Regions from separate parts of the Homo sapiens genome. Here region 1 is linked to region 2. A link is a loop called in an ENCODE intact Hi-C map of the cell type or tissue named here. Cell type or tissue: mammary epithelial cell. All regions are shown on one strand. Links, peaks and the distances in the headings refer to the core of each region. The heading gives the core; the rest is flanking DNA. Region 1 has its middle 52 kb from the start of CCND1. Region 2 overlaps MYEOV (myeloma overexpressed).

Region 1 (2,800 bases), core at 239-2,738, 290 kb before region 2:
GACTTTGAAAATTAACAGTGAGAATTGGCTTCTAGAATTTGGGTTGTTTTTCCAATTGTTTATTTTCCTTTGTGTTCTTCAATAGTTCTTAAGAGTTTTAAAAGATAGAGATCTTAAAAATTCCTTTTATGCTTATTCCTATCATTTTATCTTTTAAAAAAATTAACTGAGAAGCAGATTCTGGATTGTGTGTGGTGTGTGTGTGTGCACGTGTGTGTGTGTGAAAGCTACTGATTTTTTAATATAGTCTGCTCCCTTAGTGATGCATTTGATTGCTTATAATAGCCTTTCAATGTATTTTGGGGGGTTTTCCAGGAATATAAGGATATCACCTGCAAATACTAAGACTTTTTCTTCTTTTCCATTTTTATACTTTGAATTTATTTGCCTTTTCTGGTTGTATTTGCTAGTAATTCTGCAACAATTAAATAACAGTGTTGATAATGATTGTTGCTGTCTTAGTGGCAATACCTTTCATGTTTCTTGTATTAAGAGGAAGCTGGCTGAGATGGAAATATTTTGTTAGATTAAAGATAGTTCCATCTATTCTTTTTTATTGAGTGTTTAACCAGGAATTTTTCAAATGTTTTTCAACTATGGAAACAATCATTTGATTACCTCCCCTGAAGTCAATTAATACAATCAATTTTATTAACATATTTCCCAGTGTGAATGTAGTCTTCTTTTCATGTGCTTCTGAATTCTATTTGTTTATATTTTACTTTGGATTTTCCCCTTGATATTTATAAGAAATTTTATCCAAAGCTCCCATCAAGTTTTGGTATCAATGTTATACTTGCTTTATAAAAATAATTAAAAAAATTTTCTTCCTTGTTGTATGCTCAAGTTTTAAACAGCATTGGGATGAAAGGTTTAGGAGCTATTCCCTGTGAACCTCCTGGGCCTGGTTCCTTTTTGGGGTTGAAGGTCCTAAAATTTGCCATTAAAAACAATGCCATAATGAATATCCTTCCTATCTATGCTTGTACACTTACACGGGTTTTTCAGTTAAGCTAATTCATAGATGCATAGTTGCTATCAAAGATCAGCCACAATTTAAAATGTGATCAATAGGTCCTTATAGTCCCTATCCCTCCCATGGAGGCTGAATCAATTTGTGCTCTCTCCAATAGTGACATTGGGTATTTTCAACCTTTTTTGTCTTCGCCAATCTGACAGACAAAGCAAAAACAAAACTCAAAATTATTATATTATTGGTTTAAAAAATGCACAGTTTTTAAACCAGTTATGAGGTTGGGCGCTTTTTTATATTTTTACTGGTAACTGAATTTCCTTCTCTTTGAATTGCCTGCTCATGTCTTTCCCATAGTTTTCCAACAGGTTTCTCTCCTTTTCTTCATTGCTTTTCAAGAGCTTTTTATATAGTAGGGATCCACAAACATTCCACTGGGTCCATAATCCTAGGCCAGCCATGCGTTGTCCTGGTGGATGGACTTTATTATAAAAATTATGTAGCTGCTCTACAGTACCTAAGTTCACTCTACTGGGCAGAGGCCGAACTGCAGATGATTCAGCCTTGGGTCATGCAGAGAACTTGAACTCGTCAATCGAAGATCCAGAACTGACTTGAGGAACTTGACTCAACTATCCTGTGTCCAGTTCCAGCAAGCTCTTTATAGGACTGGAAAAAGTGTCCATGGCTAGAGAACTCCCACAGATGGGGAAACATACCACACATCCACGTAAGTCTGGTCATCAAAATTCATTTCCTGAATAGGATCAGAGGAAGCATGGCCTGTCCCTGGTTAGTTATTTGAGGGAATAGAAGGGAAAGGAGCTATTTGCAATTTTTAAAAATCAAAATTCGGCCGGGTTTTCTGTCGAGTTGTGTTTTTTGGTGCTTTGTTGATTTCTGGAGGAAAACAAAAATATGTGATCGGGATGCAAAGGAAGTTTTGGGAGACCAAGAACGGCAGGGAGGTGGCAGTTCCCGGCTGATAACCACAGCAGGGAGGGAGAGGGTGTATGTTGCCCATATGTAGTTTGCTGTAGCTTTGCAAACAGCTTTAAAAATCAAGCAAGCCATCAGGCCACAATAGTTTCAGACCCATCTTTTTGGAAGCTGCATCTCTTAGCCCAGACCCAGCCCTTGCCCATGTGTCCTGGCAAGACAGGATGTGAGGATGAGTCAAAAGGATGAATGAAACATCAGATAAAACAAGGGGAGAGAATGTGGCTCCACTGTCCAGAGCACAGACATTCCTCTGACCTGTGTCAGGCACTGTTTTTGACTTTGGGCTGACAAAGGTGTTGAGAATAACAGTACAATCATGGCAACAACCAAAACACATGCTCATTCTCTGTCACAGGCGCTACTGGGAGGCATGTCACAAACACACGCCCATTGGGTCTGCAGAATGAGGCAGGTGCTATTGAGACCTCAACCTGTAGATGGGGAAAGTAGACTTGGGGAGGTGAAGTAACTTGCCCAAGGGTGTGTGTCTGGGAAGTCTGAGCCCAAATCCGTGCTCTGTGCCACGTTGCCTCCTCAAGACAACAGGTGCATGGGTACGTCCTTGGAAGCTCAGGGTGATGATGCTGTTGAAGGCATGAAGCCATGGCTTGGAGTACCATGTGGCACCTGCTGTATGGGGAAACAGATGCTGAGGGGATCCAGAAGACTGCCTGGGATGTCAGGGAGGGCTTCACCAGACACAGGGGCAGGTGCCCAGGGATGCTTTGGGTTTTAGCAGGAAAACAGGGAGGAGGCTAGGTGGGAGGATGGCCTTCCGGTGGATTGGCCAGGCTTCTGGAAGCAATGGAGCCCATGAAAAGCGAC
Region 2 (2,800 bases), core at 246-2,745:
TCCTGGTCTCCACGCCCTGCTGGCCTCGCTTGACCACTCCGTAACCTCAGGCAAAGCACTGGCAGAAAGGGGGAACTTCAAAACGAAAGTGTGAGTCAGACAGGAGAAGGAAACGGAGAGAGAAATTCTTGTTTCACGGAGGCCTCACATGAGACCTGACCTGGGCTGGAACTGCAGCCTGGCCCCCAGCAGCTCCAGTCCCAGGGATGTCCACCTGCAGCCTCGGCCTGCTCGCCATGCCTGGCCCCCAGCCCCTCCAACACCATCTGGATGGGGAGGGGCCACCCACACCCCATCTGGGGCCCTCGACAAGGACGGCTGCAGAGGGTTCCCCGACAGTCATTTCCCATTGATCCCAGGAATGTTGAGTGAGCACCTACTGTGTGCCCGGCCTTGTGCTGTGAACGAGATAAGTAGGGCCCTGCCTTCATGGAGCTGACAGTCCACACTGGGGGCCGTTAACATGGGGAGCAAGTTGAATAGAGTTTGGGGTTGTTCCTTGTGTTACTATGGAGATAAATAGGTTGCTATGACGGACTGGCAGTATGTACGTGGGAGGAGGTGGCATGCAGCTGGGCTCGGAAGGAGGAGATGGGACCACCACAAAGAGCGGAGTGACGTGCATGCCAGGTGGCAGGGAGGCAGCCGGGGGAAGCAGCTCAGGATGTTCTAGGAACTCCAGAGGTTGTTGCGACGGAAGTACAAGGAATGAGGGGGCCAAGGATGAGAAGGAAGTGGTGCACGTGGGGCATTGGGGGTGGCTTGCAAAGCCCCCATTACCTTCTGAGCCCAGAGCTTGGGCAGGGCTTGTGCCCAGACAGAAAGGAAGCTTGCTGAACACCGGGGTTTCCCGCCTTGCAGATGGTCTGCTTTGGGGAAGTCACAGGTCCGTCTCCCTTGGAACAGGCAGGAAAGCCCCTCCATCCTTGGTGTCTGGGGTAGGGGAGTGAGGCAGGGCTGCTCACTCAGCCGCCTGCCTGGGACCCCTAAGCTTCCTCTTGACCCCTGACTCCTCTCCCAGGCAGGTTCTTCACCTCTCCTCCCTTGCTTGGAATGAATGGATTCTGCTGTCCCTTTAAAGGGACCTGAGTCAGAGAGTTAAGAATGAAACTGACTCATGGTAGAAGGGGTGGTCACCAGCTGGCCAGGCGCCAGGGCTGCGGCGGGAGAGGAAGCCGGGCGGCCGCAGCTGCCTGTGTGTGCTCGGCTGCAAAGGGCAGAAACCACAAAACCCCATTTGAAATTCCGCCGTGCAGCGTGTCTTGTGTAATGAGGTTACCCCTCATAATGGGGGCATTCAGGGCCCACACGGGCCTGGGGGCTGGGGGCCTGCCCCCCGGGGCCAGCTGATGCTGATGTCATCTTCAGTTAGGAGTATCCCCTCCCTTGATTAAGAACTTTAAAAAAAAAAAATGCACCAGGAAACTAGAGTGAGAGCCAGAACGGAAGTCTTGGTTTTATTTATAGTTGATAACTTACATCCGGCCTGCTCCTCAGGAAGCACAGCAGGGAGGAGACAGAGCCCAAAGGAGACGGCGACAAAAATGCCCAAACCCCTGAGCTAATGTGGTGACTGAGAGCAAGCCTAAAGCTCCCTTCTGAGCTCCCCAGCAGCCAAAGCAAAGAGAGAAACAGGGTCCTGCAGCATGATGTCACAGAAAACCAGGGACCCTGGAGCCTGGGTTCCAATAAGAACCTTACATTCTGACGCCTTAGATTTCTCCCTGGAAAATGGGGAGAAAAATACTGAATTGGTTGGGAGGGCCATGCAACACACCCAGCACAGTGTCTGGATGCATTTCAGAGGCCCCACCAGTCTAGGGTCTACAGAAAGACAGTACAGGCGCCTCACTCTCCATGCCTGTACGCATGGCAGACATCACTCATGGATTGCAACACGCTTCCCTGGAGCCAGATGCAGCCTCGTAGCCCCATTGCACAATGTCTCCAGGGGCTACCACCAATGCCCCAGTCGGCTGGAGCTGAACTTGCGTGTCCTCCCAGCCTCTAACCAGCTGAGAAAATGACCAGAAGGAGCTGGGTTATCATGATTTTCCCAGCACCTGGCTCATGCCTGCACCTGGGAGACACTCAATAAAAAATTGTCTAGTTAGGGAAGAGGCAGGGAAGAATGGGAGAAAGGAGAAGGAAGAGGAGAGGGTAGGAGAGTTGGGAGAGGAAACTTGGAACTTAGGCAACTTGTTGAGCTTCTCTAGGCCTCAGTTTCCTCATCTGTTAAGTGGGGGGTTTTAGTAGCTACCTCATGGAGTCATTCTGAGGATTAAATGAGGCTGGGCATATAAACCACTTGGCACACAGGACGTCCTCAACAAGTGAGGATGATGATGAGGAGGAGGAGGAGGAGGTGGTGGAGGAGGAGAGGAGAAGCACCTGACACTGGGGGTGGGTGCATAGTGGGCCCCACCTGGCCAGTCCTCCTAACTCCCATGCGCCACCCCCCCAGGGCCTCAACAGTCACAACAGTCAGCCAGGACCCAGCCACCCGCAGAGGCAGGCCCCAGGTGGAGCAGTGAGGGGTGGGGTGCCGGTGGAGGGTCAGGCATGCTCTTCTTCCCCTTTCATAGTCAGGGCAGCTCGATTCTGCCAGGGTCATGCAGAGTGCCCCGGCACCGGCCAGAAGTCCTCGCCCAGGTGAGCGCAGAGCCACATCCATTCGCGCCCACATAATTTCCATGGAGAGCCCATGCCGCCCATGCACCTCCTCAGGGCACGAGCTAATGGCCTGCTCAACGCCCACTCTAAAGGCTTCTCCCAGGTGAGCAACGCCCACCACCCTTGC

What was found. Peaks named below come from ENCODE experiments on the same cell type or tissue, not always from the same donor. Only the 100,000 strongest peaks of a DNase experiment are listed, where the experiment ranks them.
Region 1: it touches region 2 in a loop (2.9-fold over the local background); 2 of 110 quality-filtered maps call a loop at or near these places.

What each region holds. Positions count from the first base shown.
Region 1 is chr11:69,587,280-69,590,079 of GRCh38, reverse strand. No RefSeq gene overlaps it. Among named protein-coding and RNA genes, the nearest start is that of CCND1, 52 kb to the left of the region's middle. In mammary epithelial cell, for the core only: CTCF peaks have their summits at 1,495 and 2,383; DNase peaks (open chromatin) are centred at 1,639 and 2,239; H3K27ac peaks cover 1,649 bases.
Region 2 is chr11:69,295,919-69,298,718 of GRCh38, reverse strand. It overlaps MYEOV (myeloma overexpressed), which reads right to left. Exons shown (of 3, transcript NM_001293291.2): 3 at 1,432-2,800. The coding sequence ends at 2,327. Among named protein-coding and RNA genes, the nearest start is that of MYEOV, 3.2 kb to the right of the region's middle. RefSeq lists enhancers at 1-236, 1-851, 817-886, 393-1,592, 852-1,714. In mammary epithelial cell, for the core only: no CTCF peak of the experiment used is centred there; a DNase peak (open chromatin) is centred at 1,208; H3K27ac peaks cover 1,654 bases.